Linked DNA regions of Homo sapiens: region 1 is linked to region 2. Evidence: read pairs that join two places in POLR2A ChIA-PET (ENCODE). Cell type or tissue: Panc1. All regions are shown on one strand. Each heading gives the region's core, and the rest is flanking DNA. Links, peaks and the distances in the headings are about the cores only. Region 1 overlaps DENND1A (DENN domain containing 1A). Region 2 has its middle 4.1 kb from the start of DENND1A.

Evidence for each region. Peaks named below come from ENCODE experiments on the same cell type or tissue, not always from the same donor. Only the 100,000 strongest peaks of a DNase experiment are listed, where the experiment ranks them.
Region 1: POLR2A ChIA-PET joins it to region 2 with 6 read pairs; 4 of 35 experiments call an interaction of 5 or more read pairs at or near these places.

Annotation. Positions count from the first base shown.
Region 1 is chr9:123,851,183-123,855,583 of GRCh38, reverse strand. All of the region lies in intron 2 of DENND1A (DENN domain containing 1A), which reads left to right. Among named protein-coding and RNA genes, the nearest start is that of DENND1A, 77 kb to the left of the region's middle. In Panc1, for the core only: no CTCF peak of the experiment used is centred there; no DNase peak of the experiment used is centred there.
Region 2 is chr9:123,931,985-123,936,385 of GRCh38, reverse strand. No RefSeq gene overlaps it. Among named protein-coding and RNA genes, the nearest start is that of DENND1A, 4.1 kb to the right of the region's middle. In Panc1, for the core only: no CTCF peak of the experiment used is centred there; a DNase peak (open chromatin) is centred at 2,725.

The DNA.
Region 1 (4,401 bases), core at 211-4,210, 81 kb after region 2:
GCTCCTCATCACTTGGCTGACCTCTCCTCCTTTGTCGCTCACTACTGCCTGTCATTGACCTTCTGCACTAGCTGAGCCACTTTAGTCTATTTTCTTTCATACCTTAGGATCTGGTCTTTCTCTTTTCTGTACAATACTCTTTCTCCCTATTTTCCTGGTTTATTTCCATTGTCCTTTATAACTTAGACAAGGTGCCACCTCTTTTAGGAGGCCTTCTCTAATCCTCCATTTTTTTCTGTCTACCCTTGCTTCCCCCTCTCTGCCATCCTTCACAGACTTGGTTAGATACCCTCCCTCTTGGCACCCTGCATATCGTATTATAATTGTCTTTTCTGTTTTTCTTGAGGGCAGGAACCTTCTTGCTTGAATTCTCCCTTGAAGAATAATCGTATTCAGTAGGTAGCTAGCTAAATGAAGAGATATTTAAAAATATCTCATTCAGTGGAATTTGTTATGTCCAAATAAGCAAGGCAATGTTAGTATCAGTTGTTTGTGAGGCTTTTGAAATAGCTCCATTTACATAGAACTGGACATTATAATTGTGTTTTTTAGAGTGGAGTTTTACCTATGGTTACATTTACTTCTAGAGTATCTCCAGGGACTTATCTTGTTTTTCTTAGCAAGGTAGAAAAGAGATTTAGAGTATATGAAGGATCGGTTCATTATCTTCTATTTCCCTTCCACTGCATTTATTACCACTTTGCATGCAGTAGGTTGTGGCAATGTCTGGTACTATCTCGGTAGCTGATAAGATGAAGATATATTCGACCAAGAGACAGAAGAGGAGAGAGAAACTTCATGTGAACTGGTAACCATTTGCTTAAATTGATTAAATCAGTTGCTTCATTTTTTATTTCATTTTACTTATTTTTATTTTTATTTTTTTTTTGAGACAGAGTATCACTCTGTCACCCAGGCTGGAGTGCAATGGCATGATCTCAGCTCACTGCACCCTCTGCGTCCTGGGTTCAAGTGATTCTCCTGCCTCAGCCTCCTGAGTAGCTGGGACTACAGGTGCATGCCACCATACCCGGCTAATTTTTGTATTTTTAGTAGAGCTAGGTTTTACTATGTTGGCCAGGCTGGTCTCAAACTCCTGACCTCAGGTGATCCACCCACCTCGGCCTCCCAAAGTGCTGGGATTACAGGTGTGAACCACCGTGCCCAGCTTCATTTTTTATTTTTTTGTTTTACTTTGCTTTCTGGGTCATTTTGAATTTTATTTTTAAATCTGAGACAAAATATTAAACATCTGGGTCCTATTACATGTAGACGTTCTTTACAAATGTTGTGATTGGGATCAAGGAACAGTCTGAAGTTCCCGGGCAGGAGAATCAGCTGAGGGCTAGGATGAATGTTGCCATTTGTGTTGAGAGACCAGCAAGGTTGATTTTTGCCAGCAGAAATGTAGAAAGAATGATCTTGCTCAAAATGAGTTAATGCAGTGGGTTAAAAATGAATTTGTAAATACTTTCATCTGCCTCAGTTATTGCTGCCTAATATTTGTTTCACCCACGGTTTCTCTTTTCCTGCAAATTATGTGTACAGTGTGATTGACTTTCTAAAGGTGTTGATATATACTAATATATCCTAATATTCTAAAGGTGATGATACATATATTTTTTTTCCCATGAAAATATCTTAGAAGTAGGTGTATTGTAATAGTTACCTAAAGGAAATGCTTCTTAATCTGAGACATTTTCCGGCCCATTGAGAGGAACAGTAGCTTTTTTGAGAGGCTGGCATCTCAAGATAGAAAGATGTCTCTAAGTATTGCCCTGGAGTGCTACTGAATGATTTCTTTACTCTGTCATTGAGCCCTTATTGTGTCAAAAAACAAATCTCTTGGAGACCCTCACAGAAAGATTTGTTTCCTAAAACCTGAGTGCTAGCTAGAGCTCATAATTTTTGTGTTTTTTTGAGACAGAGTCTCACTCTGTCACCCAGGCTGGAGTACAGTGGTGTGATCTCGGCTCACTGCAACCTCTGTCTCCCAGGTTCAAGTGATTCTCATGCCTCAGCCTCCCATGTAGCTGGGATTACAGGCGCCTGCCACCATGCCTGGCTAATTTCTGTATTTTTAGTAGAGATGGGGTTTTACCAGGTTGGCCAGGCTGGTCTCGAACTCCTGAACTCAAGTCATCCGCCTACCTCACCCTCCCAAAGTGCTGGGATTACAGGTGTGAGCCACCACGCCCGGCCTAGAGCTCATAATTTCAGTCTCCTCAATTTAAGGGGTTTTTACAAAAGTGTTCCAAATGAAATATTTTCTCCCCCGCTTCTATTCTTTTGTACAACAGTTGAGGAGTCAACCTATACTTGCCTTATTGATAACTGATCACTGGTTATTTATAATAAAATTTAAAGGCTGGGCGTGGTGGCTCATGCCTGTAATCCCAGCACTTTGGGAGGCTGAGACCGGCGGATCATGAGGTCAGAAGTTCGAGACCAGCCTGGCCAACATGGTGAAACCTCGTGTCTACTAAAAATAATAAAATTAGCTGGATGTGGTGGTGTTCACCTGTAATCCCAGTTACTTGGGGAGGCTGAGGCAGGAGAATGGCTTTAACCCAGGCGGTGGAGGTTGCAGTGAGCCAAGATTATGCCACTGCATTCTAGCCTGGGTGACAGAGCAGGATTCCATCTCAAAACCAAAAAAGAAAAAAAGAAAAAAAAAAGAAAGAAAAACAATTTAAAATGAAACATCTTTGGAAGGTTTTTTCTTTCTTTTTAAAAACTAGTTGCACTCTTATCAGCCAATGTTTTTGAGCTGTGTCAGGCTATTAAAATGCAGGTTTATAGGGTGGTGTTTTCAGGATGTTCCTGAGAATCAGTCCTGAGTTTCAGTATTCCCTCTGCTGCTGTGGTGGATAAGGTGAACATTCTTATTTTTAATTGCTTAGCTTTCCTAAATGTTTAACTGAGGCCCGTCGCATAAGTGCACTGGGAGTGTGCTGTTATATTCATTAGTGTGGCTTTGGATGGCCTGAGTCCATGACAGACTGGCTTTCTTCATATACTTATTCATAAATTCAAACAAGTCTTTGAAGGACTTAATGCTATGGATATAAATAAAACACTTTCTTTTTGAGGAGTTTACATCTGATGAGGGAAATAAATAGTCAACCAGTAGCCATACATTATTTGGGATAAATAGAGACAGGCACAAAGTGCTGTGGCAGCTCAGCAGAGGCAGCAGGGAGCAAACAGTTTTATACCCAGTTGCTATGGAAATCTGTGTATCCTCAGCCTCCCCAAGGTCCCCAAAAGTGCCATCCTTACATCAGCAGCTCAGACCCCTCAATCTCCGGAACTAAATCAGGCTTAGGTGAGGATGAGAAACTTAGATATGACTTCTTAAGTATAGCTTCTCAAGTACAGGCCCTCTCAATTTGTAAACTAAAGAGAGAAGTTAACTGTTCCCCGTCCCTACCACCACCACTCTTCCCCAGAGTGTAATGGCGGGACAGGCAGAAGATAACTGCCGAAGACACTGATTGTTTAAAAGGGGGCCAGCAGGAGGCACGTTGGAGCACATAGCACTCAATAGCGGTCCCCAAATACGCTGGGCAAATGTTGGAAGTTTCCTGATGGAGACTCAGTCCTGCTCTAGCCTGAGAGTGGCTCACCATGGCTCTTAGTTCTACCTTCTGGGCTTTTGGATTCTGAATCGTCCTTCTTTAAATAAAAGAGAACCTGTGTTTGCAACTGAGTGGTTTCTCAGCCTGCTTCTGGTCTGTAAAGTTTAGTGAGTCAACAGCCTATTGTTTTTTCATTTGTATTTTCTTTGTTCCTTTCAGTCCAGGCTAGCTGTGTTTCTCCCCGTAGGAGCCTCTTAAAAACTCCTTTGTTGTCCTGTGAATCTGCTGGAGTTTACTCCTTGACATAATATTCATACCCACAAATGTCTTTGAGATAAGCCCGCCTTTTCTACTTTGGTTTTCTAGTGAGACCACTGAGGAACAACAGTTGTAAGCTTCTTAGAAGCCCTGTTGTTTAACTGAATGGTTCTCTATGATGGTGCCACCTTAGGTCTTTTGGAGGTCTTGCAAAGAATTTTAAAATCACCCCCTTAGCTTTTTCTTATCCTAAGAGTACCCTGGATTTGATCTTTACCCAGAGGCCATTTCGTAATTTTAACATCATTTATTGTCTGGAGAGGCTAGAAAGGAGTAAACAAATTGAGTTCTATACATAGAATAGTAGTAATAAAAAGGAACAAGGTATTGCTATATTCAACAACATGGATGGATCTCAACATAATTATCTTGAGTGAAAGAAGCCAGACAAAAAGAGTACATACTTTCTGATTCCATTTATATAAAAGCCTAGAAAGTACAAACTAATGTATAGTGACAGAAAGCACACCAGTGGTTCCCTAGGGATGGGTGGTGGGGAGTG
Region 2 (4,401 bases), core at 281-4,280:
GAGACTTCATGACATTGGATTTGGCAGTGATTTCTTGGATATGACACCAAAGGCACCAGCAACAAAAGAAAAAATAAGCTGAACTACATCAAAATTAAAAGCCTTTCTGCATCAAAGGACACTATCAACAGAGTGAAAAACCAATACACTGAATGGGAGAAAATATTACAAATCATATATCTGATAAGGAATTAACATCCAAAGTATATCAATAACTCCTACAACTTAACAACGACAAAAAACCCAATCTGATTGCAAAATGGGCAAAAGACTTGAATAGACATTTCCCCAAAGAAGATATACAAGTGGACAACAAGCACTTGAAAGGATGCTCAAATCACTAATCATTAGAGAAATGCAAATTAAAACCACACCACAGTGAGATACCACCTCACATCCATTAGGATAGCTATTAGGAAAAAAGAAAAAAGAAACCCCAAACCCCAAAATAACAAGTGTTGGTGAGGAAGTGGGGAAATTGAAACCCTGGTGCACTGCTGATGGAAATGTAAAATGGGGCAACTGCTATGGAAAACAGTAGAATAGTTCCTCAGAAAATCTTAAAAGAATTACCACATGATCCAGCAATTCCACTTATGGGTATTATCCCAAAGAACTGAAAGCAGGGTCTTGAAGAGATATTTGTACACTCACGTTCATAGCAGCATTATTCACAAGAGCCAAAAGGTAGAAACAACCCAAGTGTCCATTGGCAGATGAATGGAGAAACACAATGTGATCTATACATACCATGAACTACTATTCCTTAAAAAGGAAGGAAATTGTGACATATACTTCAGCTTGAATGGACATTGAAGACATTATGCTAAGTGAAATAAGCCAGTCACAAACAAATAATGTACAATTCCACTTATATGAGGTTATATGAGAGTGGTCAAATTCATAGGCAGAAACTAGAATAGTGGTTGCCAGGAATAAAGTGGAGGGAAGGGAGGATGGGAGGGGGAGTTGTTGTGCCATTTCATGGGTATAAAGTTTCAGTTTGGGAAGATGAAAAAAGTGCTGGAGGAGGATGGTGGTGATGGATGTATAACAATGTGAATGTACTTAATGCCATTGAAATGTACACTTTAAAAATGGTTACAGTGGTCAACTTTCTGTTATGCACATTTTACCACAATTTTTAAAAATGTATAAAAAATAGAAGGTGAGCAAATGCACCAACTGAATATACTAAGTTCAAATTTAAGAAAGCACTTCCCAAATCTTGTTCTGTGGCTTATTATTCTTGAGGAATGTGCCTCAAAATAAGGGTTTTGTGGTTGTTTAGTTATTTTTTCAAAAAATATTTACCGGTCACTGCCTGCGTGCTAGGCTCTGTACTAGATGTTGAGAAGTAGGTATGGACAAACCTGATGTGGTTCCTCTCTTTATCAATTTGACCATTTAGCAGAATAATATTCCCATTCATTGAAAACCAAATATAGAGCAAGAAGCTTAAATTCTTCATTTTGTTTTATCTTTGTAAAGTGGGTATTATCATCCTCTTATTAAAGAAGAAGAAACCAAGGCTCAGAAAATTTAAGTAACATTCTCCAAGTTCACCCAACTAGCAACCTGGGTCCATCTGGCTCCAGAGTCACAATAACCAAAAGAAGAAAGCAATCCAGGATGGGCGCCGTGGCTCACGCCTGTAATCCCAGCACTTTGGGAGGCTGAGGTGGGCGGATCACAAGGTCAAGAGATTGAGACCAGCCTGGCCAACATGGTGAAACCCTGTCTCTACTAAAAATACAAAAATTAGCTGGGCATGGTGGCACACGCCTGTAGTTCCAGCTACTCATGTGGCTGAGGCAAGAGAATACCTTGAACCCGGTAGGTGGAGGTTGCAGTGAGCTGAGAAGTGAGCTGAGATTGCGTCACTGCACTCCAGCCTGGTGACAGAGTGAGACTCAAAAAAAAGAAAACAATCCAAAAGTCCATCAGCTAAAACCATTGAAATGTACACATTTAAAGTGGTAAATTGTATGGTTGGTGAACTACATTTCAATAAAAAATAATATAATCACAATTTAACGTATTAGGAACAACAGACCACTGAATCCTGGCACACAGACCATTTGTTCTGCTATTTCGTATTGTATAATTGGGGGCCAATAGAGCTCCCTGGGGTTGCTGTCTTCCCCTCAATAAACACAGCTCCCTAAATTCCAAGCAGAGAAACCAAACAGGTACAAAAGAGCAAGAGCAAGCTTGGAAACTGAGGAGCATCAAAGTGTCAATGCAGGTGGTATCATCCCTACCGTTGGACTTTTATCTGCTAGATCTGCTTAGCCTATTTTGACAACAGTCAAGAAGGCAAAGTTCCTAAATCCTTTCTCTTCACCAGAAGATTTACATTCCAACAATTGATTATGGCATGTATTTGGCACAGAGGTCTCATTTCATTTGAATGACGTCAGATTCACCTAGGTTTAAAGGAATTATAAAATCAATCAGCCACTGAATTATAGAACTTTAGAACCCAAAAGGACTTTGGAAGGAGGTCACCTGGCCTGATTCTCTTATTTTGGTTAAATCTGTGGCTTGCTCAAAATCACATAGCCAAGCATGGCTGAGCCTGCTGGGTGTCTTGCAATATCTATCCTCCCCTTCTTTCCTGGAAATGCCATTCCCTTCTCCCTACCTTTCAGCTGCGGACCTTATTGTCTGGTTGTCTGGAATAAAGGCTGTATTTTCTAGTGAGGTGTGGTTGCATGACTAAATTCTGGCCACTGGGATGTAAATAGAAGTGGTGTGAGTAATTCCTGGGAAGTACACTTAAAGGTCAGAGTTTGACGTGGACAGATCCTCCTTCCTTCCTGCAGGCTGGGCTGCAGATTAGATAGCTAGAGTTTAAGCAGCCATCCTGGACTATGAGGTGGAAATTCTTCCTGGAGAATCGGAGAGCAATAAGATAGAATTCTGGGTCTCCATTAATTATAGAATTGTCATACCAGCTCTGGAATGTTAATCGCCAGACTTTATGTGAAAGAGAAATAAAATTCTATTTTTTTCAACAATTGTTATTTCACTTCTCTATCATTTACAGTTGAATTGAATTCTAACTGATACAGAACGTGAACAAACAAGTTGGGCTGAGAACTCAGGTCTCCCGAATCCAAGCATGGTACTCTTTATTATTATGTTGATCAGTTTTACAAAATGTATTTATTTATTTCAGAGATGGGGCCTCGCTATGTTGCTCAGGGTGGAGTGCAGTGGCTATTCATGGGCATGATCATAGCGTGCTGCAGCCTCAAAATCCTAGGCTCAGCCTTAAACTCCTGGGCTCAGCCTCCTGAGTAGCTGGCACTACAGGAACAAGCCACGGAGCTGGGTACTTTTTTTTTTTTTTTTTTGAGACGGAGTTTTGCTCTGTCGCCCAGGCTGGAGTGCAGTGGCATGATCTCGGCTCACTGCAAAATCCGCCTCCTGGGTTCACGCCATTCTCCTGCCTCAGGCTCCCATGTAGCTGGGACTACAGGTGCCCACCACCACGCCCAGCTAATTTTTGGTATTTTTTTTTAGTACAGATGGGGTTTCACCATGTTAGCCAGGATGGTCTCCATCTCCTGACCTCATGATCTGCCCGCCTCAGCCTCCCAAAGTCCTGGGATTACAGGCATGAGCCACCATGCCCGGCCTTTGTTTTTCCTTTGAGACAGTCTTGCTCTGTTGCCCAGGCTGGAGTGCAGTGGCGTGATCTCGGCTCACTACAACTTCTGCCTTCTGGGTTCAAGCGATTCTCCTGCCTCAGCCTCTTGAGTAGCTGGGACCACAGGCGCCTGCCACCACACCCGGCTAAATTTTTTCTATTTTTTAGTAGAGATGGGTTTTCACCATGTTGGTGGTCAGGCTGGTCTTGAACTCCTGGCCTCAAGTGATCCACTCGCCTTGGCCTCCCAAAGTGCTGGGATTACAGGTGTGAGCCACCATGCCCAGCCACTGGTTGCCTTATTAATTTTAATAATAAAAGCCAAACGGTGCTAAGTGTTTTGTATATAATAGTTGCTTTTAATTTTTGAGTACTTAATATGTGATAATCACTGTTTAAATACTTTATAAATGTCACTAACTCACTTAATCCTCGTGTCAACTCACTAAAATAGGTCTATTATTATCACCATTTCCATTTTACAGACAGAGAACCTGAGACACACAGAGAAGGAATAATTCACCCAAGGCCATATATTTAGTAAGAGGTAGAGCTGAGATTTAAACCCTGGCAGTCTGGTTCTAGAGCCTGTGCTCTTTGCTCCTATGTTACACTCGCTCTTATGATGGAAGCTTCTCATCACTCTCTCTGCCCATTTTACGGGGGAGGAAACTAAAACATACACTTGTCTAATCATTTGCATAAAATCTGCCAGTCAATGCTGAAGCCAGAATTAGAAGCCA